Linked DNA regions of Homo sapiens: region 1 is linked to region 2. A link is an interaction called in ENCODE POLR2A ChIA-PET data of the cell type or tissue named here. Cell type or tissue: HepG2. All regions are shown on one strand. Each heading gives the region's core, and the rest is flanking DNA. Links, peaks and the distances in the headings are about the cores only.

Region 1 (5,374 bases), core at 97-5,096, 130 kb after region 2:
TCCAGAATTATTTGGGTGTAAGTGCACGCATAATATTTTAGTTTGTATTTCCTAAAAACAAGGATGCTTTCCTGCATAATCACAGCACAAACAGCACTTTTTTTTTTTTTTTTTTGAGACAGAATCTCACTCTGTCACCAGGCTGGAGTGTAGTGGCGCGATCTCAGCTCACTGCAACCTCCTCCGCCTCCCGGGTTTAAGTGATTCTCCTGCCTCAGCCTGTCAAGTAGTTGGGATTACAGGCACGTGCCACCATGCCCAGCTAATATTTGTATTTTTAGTAAAAACGGCGTTTCACCACGTTGGCCAGGATGGTCTCGATTTCCTGACCTTGTGATCCACCCGCCTCGGCCTCTAAAGTGCTGGGATTGCAGGTGTGAGCCACTGTGCCCGGCCTATCACAGCACAAACATTCATACAGTATTACCAGCTAATCCACTGACCCCATTCCCATTTCACCAATGGTACCAATAATGATGTGAATGGGTCTAGGGTCCAATATAGGACCTCCTGTTGCAGTTTCTTCTCATGTCTCTTGGTCTTTTTTTTTTTTTTTTTGAGATGGAGTTTCACTCTTACTACCCAGGCTGGAGTGCAGTGGTGAGATCTCGGCTCACTGCAACCTCCACCTCCTGGGTTCAAGCAATTCTCCTGCCTTCGTCTCCCGAGCAGCTGGGATTACAGGCAAGCGCCACCATGCCTGGCTAATTTTTGTATTTTTAGTAGAGACAGGGTTTCACCACGTTGGTCAGGCTGGTCTCGAACTCCTGACCTCATGATCCGCCCACCTCAGCCTCCCAAAGTGTTGGGATTACAGGTGTAAGCCACTGTGCCCAGGCTCTTGGTCTCTTTTAAGCTGGAACAGTTTCTCAGTGTTTTCATGACTTGACATTTTTGGAGAGGACAACCCAGCTGCTTTGCAGAATGTCTGTCGGTTTGGGTTTGGCTGTTGTTTCCTTGGGACTGGATTCAGGTCGTGCCCTCTGAGCAGGGAAACCACAGAAGCGACGCTGCGTTCTTCTCAGTGCAGCAGATCATGCGACATCAAATGGCCCTATTGCTGGGGATATTGCGGTTGGCCGTGTGATTAAGGTGGAGGTGTAATACATGAGGAGAGGCCAGCAGGTGGGAGTCACTGGCCAGTGGGTGCCAGGGTGGCCTCCCCAAGGACCTCACCTGAGTCACCCCATCTGGGGTGGCCAGGGTAGCAGGAAGGCACCCAGGGATATCAGGGCAGTGTCTAGATACCAACCAGCAGCAAGTGTCCCTGCACCCACGGCTGTCCTTAGGCAGAGCCCTGGGCAGGCAAATATTTGGAGTCACCTCAAATCAGCATTTGAGGACCATTCTGGCAGCCCAATTTCACATGACCCCACCAAAGTAACATTGCGCTGGCCAGCAGGGATGATCAGCTCTCCAGGCACCCTCCTGAAACTGGGACCTGGCCTCAGGGCCCCAGGACACTTCATAGGATGAGTCCCAGAGCTCTCAGGGCACCTGGCAGACCCCTTCCTCAGGGTCCAGGGCTGTAAAGTGTCCCATAGAGAATAAATGAGGAATGAGACAGCAGATCGGGGCCTGACCCTGGGCCTGGGGTGCCCACACGGATGACACTGCCATGCCTAGCTGGTTCTAGGTGCCAGGTGGGACCTAGAAAGTTCTGAGGAAGGCACTCTAAGGTGTGGGGCACCCTGAGGCATAGGGCCTGTGGGGTCCTGACCTGCCCGGGTGTAAGGGCTGCACTGCTGTCTCGGCTCTACCAATTCTCCAAACCCAGCCCCCTCTCGCCTCCTCCATAAAGCTGGAACCTGGAAGCCCTCCTCAAGCCTGCCTTCTCTCTTTCTCTATTCTTTCTATCCTCTTGACCACTCTGAAGTCCAGACCTTGATTCCTGCTGTCTGGCCTCCTGATGGCTGCTCCGGCCTTGTCTCAGGTGCCCAGGCTCCAAGCTGGTCACCTACACCTGCCAAAGAGATCTCTCTGAAGCCGACACCAGCACCATCCCCCCTCTGCTTCACATCACCAAGGGGCAAGGCCCACTTCCTTAACAGGCTCACAGGGCCCTCCACATCCCACCCCATTGGTTCTCGCACTGCCACTTTCAAGTACAACCACCCAGGAGCTTATGACCACGCAGATTTCCAAAAGCAAGCCCCACGCCCTGATCCTGAGTACAGGGTAGGTGACAAGGCTTGGAAAGCTCCCAGTTGATGCCACCCCTCGAGAAACACTAACTTAGAGAAATAACCTTGAACATGTGAAACTTTGTCACACCTCCATGCCTTTGAAGATGCATTTCCCATTGCCTGGCATGCAGCACCGTGTCCTCCAGGAAGCCTTCCCTGAACTCCCTCCCTCCCACAGCATCTTAGGTTTATTCCACACAGAATGTACAGCCTTTGGCAAGCCAGGCCTGGGCCACGGGGGCAGTTATTACTCTTTGTTGGGGGGATAAATGCTGACTGTGTGGCTCAGTTCAATCCCACTCCCACCCATTAGGAAGGGTCGCTACCTCAGCCACCTTCAGTTCCTTCATCTGTAAAGTGGGATAGTAACGCCAGCCTTACAGGGCTCGCCGGAGGAGTCAGTGTGATCAAACGCGTGCGTGGCACTTAGCAGCCGGTCTGAGTGTTTGCAAAGGTTTGGGTTCCGTTTTCCTTCTCTCCTGAGACTTCCAGCTCCTGCCACTGACTGGAGCCACGGGGGAGCCTCTCAGTGGCTCAGGTGACTGAATATATTCAGGCTGGGAAACTTAAGGGGCATTTTTTTTGGCTGGGTCTCCCTCTGCCGCCCAGGCTGGAGTGCAGTGGTGCAGTCCCAGCTCACTGCAACCTCTACCTCCCAGGTTCAAGCAATTCTCCCACCTCAGCCTCCTGAGTAGGATTACAGGCACACACCACCACATCCAGCTAATTTTGTTGTTGTTGTTGTTGTTGTCGTCGTCGTTTTGGTAAAGATGAGATTTTACCATATTGGTTAGGCTGGTCTCAAACTTCTGACCTCAGGTGATCTGCCCGCCTTGGCCTCCCAAAGTGTTGGGATTACAGGTGTGAGCCACCACGCCCGACCTTGAGGGGCATCTTACAGGCCAGGAAGCAGCAGGACTCACCCCTCCTCTGTCAGCCGGGGCAGGACCGTCCTGTGGAAGGGGAAGGAAGCGAGGGTCAACCTGCTTTCCCTGTTGCTTCATCTTCCTGATTCTTAGAAACCTGGGCCTAGGTCTGTCACCATCAAACGGCCACTGTCCCAGAGGAAGATGACTAAGCTAAATGGATGCCTGGTGGAAAACCCAGGTAACTGACTGCAGGGCAGGGCTCAGTGCAATCAAGGTGACCAGGTGTGCATTTCTGGACCCGTCCGTCTGCCTGCTAGACGTATGGGTGGTCAGGTAGGGAGCACCGAAGGCTAGAGGCTGTGAAGAGGCTGGTGACACAGTCCAGGTGGGACACCATGCAGCCAGCAGGAACTGCCCCTCTGAGCTGGCATCTGTGATGGCCTAGGAGGGGCATGGCAGAAGGGCAGGCCAGGTGGAGAGAACTGTTTAAGCGAAGGCACTGACAGCCATGCTTTGGTCTTGATCTGGGTGGTGAGTGACCCGCCAAGTTTTTCAAGTATAAAGGTCTTCCTATGATAGTAGTTAGATTTGCAAAACACTGATTGAGAAAAAGTCACTGCAAATTTAGCAACTCTTAAACATATTTGCATTTTGTAGTCCCCAGTTTACAGACATCTGAAATGGAGAGCCAGGAGCATGTTGGATGAGATTTGATAACGTTTGGCTAGAGGGACCTCGGAGCAGAATGCCCCAAACTTGCCCTGCCCGTTCCCTGCCCCCTGCCCCCACTCTACCTGGGGAAACAAAGTACTGATTCATTGGCAGCTGGGCCAGTGGCCTTTAAGACACAGAGCCTCCTGCCCACTAGAAAACAAGGCTCAATCAATGTCCCAAAATCCAGCCAATCAGAGTGGCAATGCTGAATTCCTAGAGGAGGGAGAAGGAACTAGGAGAGCGGAGAAGCAGGCAGAGGGGTGGAGGATGAGTGCTGGCCTACAGACAATGCTTCATGGCTCTGCGGGTTTGCAGACTATTGGAAAGAATTCGGAGCCCGCACCACCTCTCCCATCACAAGTATCCACAGCCCAGAGGCCGGGTTTCCATGGTAGACAATTGGATCTATGAAAGGATTTTGAGCAGAGGTGTCACACCATAAGACATGCTTTCATTATTATTGGATAACCTTTCCTGAGCAGTTACTCTGTGCAAGGCACAATGCTAAGTGCGCATCTCAACTGATTTTAATAAGGTTCATTCTGCCTTCCAGGTAGAGACCTGGATGATTTCCTGTGATTCCATAAATCAAATAATATTCTTTTGAGAAATTCCTTTTCTGCTTAAGTCAGTCATGGTTGCTTTCTGTTGCTTGCAGCTAGGAACCCTGGTTGATATAACGCCCGTGAGTTTCTGTGTATATGTGGGGGATGCACGAACATGCATGTGTGGCTTGAGTAACTGAGGTGACCATGGGTGGCAAGAGCCACAAAAGGCAGTGTCCTGGGGTCTGTCCCCAGGTGCCTGATAGTCTGAAGGTGGAGGCTTTCTTCCTGAGGCAAAAGGGAGAATGAGCACTTACAAAACCCTCACATGCCTCCATATGCAACATCTCATTTAATCCTTTCCACCAAAGAAGAGACTAATATATGCATTTTACAGATGAAGACACAGAGGGTCAGGGTGGTTGCTGACTTCTCATAGGTACTAAGAGGTAGATCTGAGGACAAGTCCACACCCTCATCTCCTCCCATTGCACCCACTACCTGACCCATGGGACTCACAGATGTACCTTGAGGACTAATGGATGGGAGATGAGCCAGGTGAGGGCATAAAAAGGGGTGAGGCACTGTACTGGCTTCGAGCACTGTGACTTTTAAGAGGAACCCTGGCTGGGCTGGTGAGCACCACTTCCAACCCCACCCCAGCTCGCCTCCCCAGCACATTACTGGATTCTGACATGGGCCTTCCATGGGCTCAGCAAGATATTCACCCATAGGATGCCCCAGAGGGCCCTGCCAGCCACCAAGTGCCTACTGTGCACCTTGCCCTGTGCTGCAAGCTCCCCAAGGAGTGAACAGTCGCTCCTCGTGCCCCGAAGCTGCTGCCAATCCAACTGGGTACAAGACAACCACTGTACAACAAAGCCACTCTTGATGAACTCCTACTGTTTTCCAGGCCAGGGCTGGTGCTTTCCACAGGTAATGGGACACAGTTGCTGATGGCTGAAGGTGCCCAGCCTCTGCTGGAGCCCTGCCTGCTGGAGAGCCTGGCTTGGCCAACTCAGATCTTTCCTCTCTCCTGCCCTCCCAGGAAGGGCTGCAG
Region 2 (5,374 bases), core at 64-5,063:
TACATTTTGGGGTGTTGGAGAAAAATACTGAGTCAGCACCTGTGTGGGATTGGTGGGAGCAGATTTGGTGTTTTCCACCCCTTCACAGGATTCTGAGGTAACTCATTTCTGTTGGCCTTGGCCTTGTATGGGGAGGATTTCCCTCCAGCCTTGTATGGGGAGGATTTCCCTTGTATGGGGAGGATTTTCCCTCCAGCTTGTGGGAAAGGAATCAAGGACCAGAGACAGGCAGGGGAGAAGATCACTGAGGGATTTACGGCAGCAGCCTCTGCACGGCTTCCCCACGACCTCCCCAGCTGCTTGCTGGACGCTGCTGGAGAAACAGCACATCCCAAGATCATCATGGCCCCAGCATCCTCTTGAACTTAGTAACAGTTGGCCTGACAGATGAAGCGGATATCATCCCTGCCTTAGAAGTTCTCTAGCCCCTTTCTTAGAGATAAGCTGCTATTTCATTCCTAAAAGAAGTCATGGCTGTTCAGGTGAGAAGAACGGTTTAGTCAGCATCTATGCAACACTGTAGAGATGCTTAGTGAGAGGTGTTGCAGGAGAGTGGCAGACCGCAGGGCCCGAGGTAAGGTTTCTTGTCCATCTCTGGAATTTTGGCTTTTTGCACCCTGTAAAGTCACGTCCCCTTTTTTTCTGGTGCTTTGGTGGTGACGTAGGGAGAGGTGAGGATGAGAAGAGGAGCCATGTCCTATGGATTCCCAGATCCAGACTCCTCTTCCCTGGGAAAGCTGGATTGGAGCTGGCCCCTCCTTCTGTGCCTTCAGGGGCTGTGGAGGAGGAGGCCCCTGCAGGGAGCTGCCTGGGGCGAGCGCTGGGGGCTTTTCCTGCAGTGCATTAGCAGCATGTCATAATGGAAAGTGGCTGGATTTCTTTCCAGTTGTAATCAATGGTTAAGATTTAACCTAGCAACATTGTAGGGGTACACAGCCAAATGATTCAGGAAAAAAGATGCAGGTTGAGTCTGGAGGAATCCCTGTGCCAGCTTCCTCATGCTCCCTCCCTCTCTCAGAAATCACATGGAACCCATTCTCCCCTCAGCAGTGAAAATGCATTCAGCCTGTGTGCAGTGTTTCTGCCCAGGGAAGCCCAGTAGGGCCTCCATGCCCGGGGTGTTTACTGGGATCTGGTTATGTAGACACCACCTGCCTAGCACGCACCAAAATTCCAGACTTTCAGGAAAACAGGTGCCTGTGCCACATTATTTGCACGGAGAGACTGTGTCCAGTGAACGGTTCTGATCAGTAAACTGTTGACTAGGAACATCCCGAGAGCCAAGTTCCCAGATGCCAGCCAAGGGCCATCTGACCTGTTTTGAATCTCAATTTCCTGATACAGAAAACAAAGGTAGGGCATAATTGATTTTTACAGACGTGACCCCATGATCCTGCTCTCTAGTCCCCAGATTTTTCCAGGGCTTTTGTCAGAGGTGTTTCCCCTTTGATTCCCCTTGGTGGTTAGGTTTTATGGGATTTTACAGGACAGATGGCAGCTGCAGGAGTCTTGTACTGTCCCTGACTTGGGTCATCCCACAGGCCCTGGCACCATCCTCCTGCCCTTCCTGGCTCTCCTGTCTGTTTCTGCTCCTGCATCCGAAAGTGATCATAGGCTGCCTGTGCCTAGGTCATTGATAGTGCAGGGAGAGGAACGCTGAAAGAGGTTGTCCCCGTGTTTGGAGGGTCCACCCTATCCCATCCGAACCCTGAAGCTTTCACACAACTCCTGTTGCTCTCCTGCCAGCCCTTGAGGAGTCCGGCGCTTGCTTGGCTGCCACATGAAAGTCAGTGCGGGGGGGCATCATGCTTAAGTCTTTCTCAGCTTGACCTCTCTTTGCAGAAACCAGGCTCTGTGTTCTGAGGGGTAGATCAGGAAGGGAATGTGATATGTAATGAGTCATGGTGTGTCGCAGTGGATAGCACAGTTTCGAATAAGTGCAATATTGGCATATAAACATGAGGGAGACTTTGAGGTTGGGGTGAGCAGGGCTGACCCCGTGTGTGTGTGTGTGTGTGTGTGTGTGTGTGTGTGTGTATGTGTAACTTGGGGACAGGATAGGGTAGCATCTTTACATCTTTACATGTCATTGGCCTGGAATAGGGGGTCCTGAAGGGTTTGTCGTAAGAAAGAGAAAGTGCTCATTGCTGCAAGGGGAGCACAGCCGGGTTCTGAGAGGCAAAACACTTCCCTCACTTCCCACCCAAGAGTTTCGCCTGTTCTCTCGACCCTCTGAGGTGTGCATTGGTGTCACTCACTGGCCACCATTCCAGCTCTTAATTCCTCTGCCTTTTGTGCTGGCCTTTGGGGCTCCCCTGAGGATGACTGGTTCTCAGGTTGCCCCTGGAGGAATGGGTGGAGTTGTAAGATCAGGAATAAAGCTAGAGAGGGAGGACCAAGGGGAAGTCACTGATGCAGCCGCCGTCTAGCCCATCCCACCCCGATTGAGAGGTCGCTTTTTCCTGTTGAACATGTTGGATAGTGGAATGTGTTATAAGAAGTGATATGTGTGGCTTCTTGTCATTGCAGGATTGTCAGCTGACCTCTGTCCTGTGTGCCCAGTGGCCCCAGGTGACGTGTCTTCAAGAAGAGGCTGAGCTGCGGTGCTTGTAAGGTATGAATCCTGGGTGCTTCTCTAGAGAATGCACTGGTGTTCAGGCCGCAAGGACGAAGGCTTTGAGGTCACTAGAGGGGAGGCAGAGGCTGCTTCCCATTGCTTGCTCTTCCACTGAGGCCCACAGGGACATGTGACACCCTCTTTTCCTCGAACTCTGCGACTCCACTGTGTGAATCACGGTGGGGCTTACAGAGCTCCCCTTGGGCTCTGAGTCATCCTAGTGTGGATTGGCATAGTTTGTTGAAGTGGGAGGAGTACTGCATTTTGGAGGCAGGCAATTAGCTAGTGGTTTTCTCTGGACTTGGTGGCGATCCTTGTTATGAAGTGATTTATGGATTTTTTTTTTTTTTTTTTTTTTTTGAGGCAGGGTCTCATTCTGTCACCCAGGCTGGAGTGCAGTGGTGCAATGATGGCTCACTGCAGCCTCGACCTGGGCTCAAGTGATCCTCCACCTCAGCTTCCTGAGTAGCTGGGACCACAGGTACGTGCTGCTGCACCCAGCTAATTTTTAGAAATTTTTTGTAGAGGCGGAGTCTCACCATGTTGCTTGGGCTCGTTTTGAATTCCTGGGCTCAAGCAATCCTTCCACCTTGGCTTCCCAAAGTGCTGGGATTATGGATAGTAAGTCCAGGCCTGGCCGACGTGTGGATAGTATCACACAATCCCTGACTTCCTAATCCAGTGAATTCTCAACATTTCACCCAGAGTTGATCTTCCATCTCATTCTCTTATGAGGGAAGCATTTGAGTAGTGGTTCTCAAACTGTGGTCCCAGAACCAGGTACCATCAGTATTACTTGGGAACTTGTAAGAAGTGCAAGTTCTTAGCCCTGTCCCAACCTACTACATCAGAAGTTTTGGATCTGGAGCCAGCAATCTGGCTTAACATGGTCTCCAGGTGATTCGTATTCATGCTAAAGTTTGGGAAATCAAACCATGTTAGAAATCTTTGGGAATCAGAAGCAGCTGCTGCAATTCTAGGCTGCAAATCTGGTCACTGACTTGTTTCCAGGTCTCTTAGTTTGGGCCCTTCCTAAGCTGCTGTCAGTGCCTCCCCTCTCAACTCACTCACTGCCCTATTTTGTCCCTGTATTCGAAAGTGATCGTGGGCTGCCTTTGCCCTGGTCATTGATAGTGCAGGGAGAGGAATCAATGAAAGCGCTTCCCCGTGTTTGAAGGGTCCACTCCTATCCCTTCCAAACTCTGGAGCTTTCGTACATGCCTTTATTCTCACCAGTGATGTTACCTCCTGGTACCTGGTTGTCGTGCCAGACCCCTGTTTACCTCATTAGGGATGGCACCAGGTTCAACAGGCCGGAGAAGAGACCTGGAGCCAGTGAAGGAAACAGGGTTTATCTGGGGAACTTGAGGGCAGTCAGCAGTCTAGTGGTGGGGGGCTGGATGGGGGCACCTCATCCACTTGTAAAATGCATGCAGATTATATAGCACCTTCCCCCAGTAACCTCCACATGGCAACCCTCATTTCCTAAGAAGCTATTGTTACATGCATCTACCATACACTGGTGCTGTATGGTTCATTGAGTGTCCCTTGTGCCTAGCATGGGACTCAGAGGCTCCTGTCAAAGGACAGTGAAGCAGGGACCTGCCACACTGAGTTTATGTCTCTGAGCTAGTTTTGGAGCCACAGTAGTGGTTACCCCTTCCTAGAGCTCCCCCCAGAAGCTCTCTCTGCCTCCCCATCACACTCCTTCCCACCTCTCAGCACTGGTCACACTGTCTGGGAATTGTTGGTTTGCTTCTCCTGCCCACTGTGCTGTGAGCTTCCTCAGGGCAGTGCCTCTGTCTTGTTTCACATGGTGCCTGGTAACTGACATGTAGCACCTGGACAAACAGTAAATGAGAAGACACATTGTTGTAAGGTGACAAGGCTTATCCCATTGAGCAGTGCTGGGGTTAAAAATGTCCTAGAACAAGCCAGCTGTTACAGTCCACCTTCAGTCCTGGCTGTGAGGAGCGTCCATGGTCTACCAGAGGTGGATTTTCCTTCTGGCCTTAGATTAAGGTGGCAAGGGCTAGAGTAGTAATCGGGGGAGACAATATGCTATAGGTATAGTCAGATGTATGAATGCAGCTCTTACACACTAGATGGTAGGTGCGGGGCTCTCCCACCCCACCTGTTCATTACCCATCCCAGGTCTGTGCTGATCACTGCCAGGCATGGCCTGCTCCAAAAGCCTTCTTGCCTTGGCATCCTTTTTTTCTTTTTTTTTTAATTTTTTTTTTTTTGAGACCCAGTCTTGCTCTGTTGCCCAGGCTGGAGTGCAGTGGTGCAAACACGGCTCACTGCAGCCTCTGCCTCCTGGGTTCAGTGATTCTCATGCCTCAGCCTCCGAGTAGCTGGGATTAAAGATGTGCATCACCACGCCCAGCTAATTTTTGTATTTTTAGTAGAGATGGGGTTTCACCATGTTGGCCAGGCTGGTCTCGAAGTCCTGGCCTTATGTGATACAAATAATTGGGACAGCCTCCCAAAGTGCTGGGATTACAAGCGTGAGCCACCACACCCAACCTGTTTTTAAAATGTTTATTGTCTATATTTGAGTTTACAACATGATGTTATAGAATAATGGGACAGATATAGATAGCACAGTGGTTACTATGGTGAAGCCGATGAGCATGTCTGTTATCTCACATAGTCACCGTTTTTAGTGTGTGTGAGGAGCAGCTGAAACCTGCTTCACAGAAATCCCTTATGTTGTGCGTGAGCCCTCTAGACTTACTCATCCTGTATATCTGC

What was found. ChIA-PET counts read pairs that join two places held together with the same protein. Peaks named below come from ENCODE experiments on the same cell type or tissue, not always from the same donor. Only the 100,000 strongest peaks of a DNase experiment are listed, where the experiment ranks them.
Region 1: POLR2A ChIA-PET joins it to region 2 with 6 read pairs; 4 of 35 experiments call an interaction of 5 or more read pairs at or near these places.

The regions. Positions count from the first base shown.
Region 1 is chr20:38,292,200-38,297,573 of GRCh38, reverse strand. No RefSeq gene overlaps it. Among named protein-coding and RNA genes, the nearest start is that of BPI, 9.3 kb to the left of the region's middle. In HepG2, for the core only: no CTCF peak of the experiment used is centred there; no DNase peak of the experiment used is centred there; H3K27me3 peaks cover 917 bases.
Region 2 is chr20:38,423,659-38,429,032 of GRCh38, reverse strand. SNHG17 (small nucleolar RNA host gene 17) reads left to right here. Exons shown (of 8, transcript NR_185934.1): 4 at 2,530-2,614; 5 at 2,981-3,098. SNORA71B (small nucleolar RNA, H/ACA box 71B) reads left to right here and starts at 3,703; the gene lies at 3,703-3,838. SNORA71A (small nucleolar RNA, H/ACA box 71A) reads left to right here and starts at 1,590; the gene lies at 1,590-1,727. RefSeq lists an enhancer at 2,693-2,992. In HepG2, for the core only: no CTCF peak of the experiment used is centred there; a DNase peak (open chromatin) is centred at 2,784.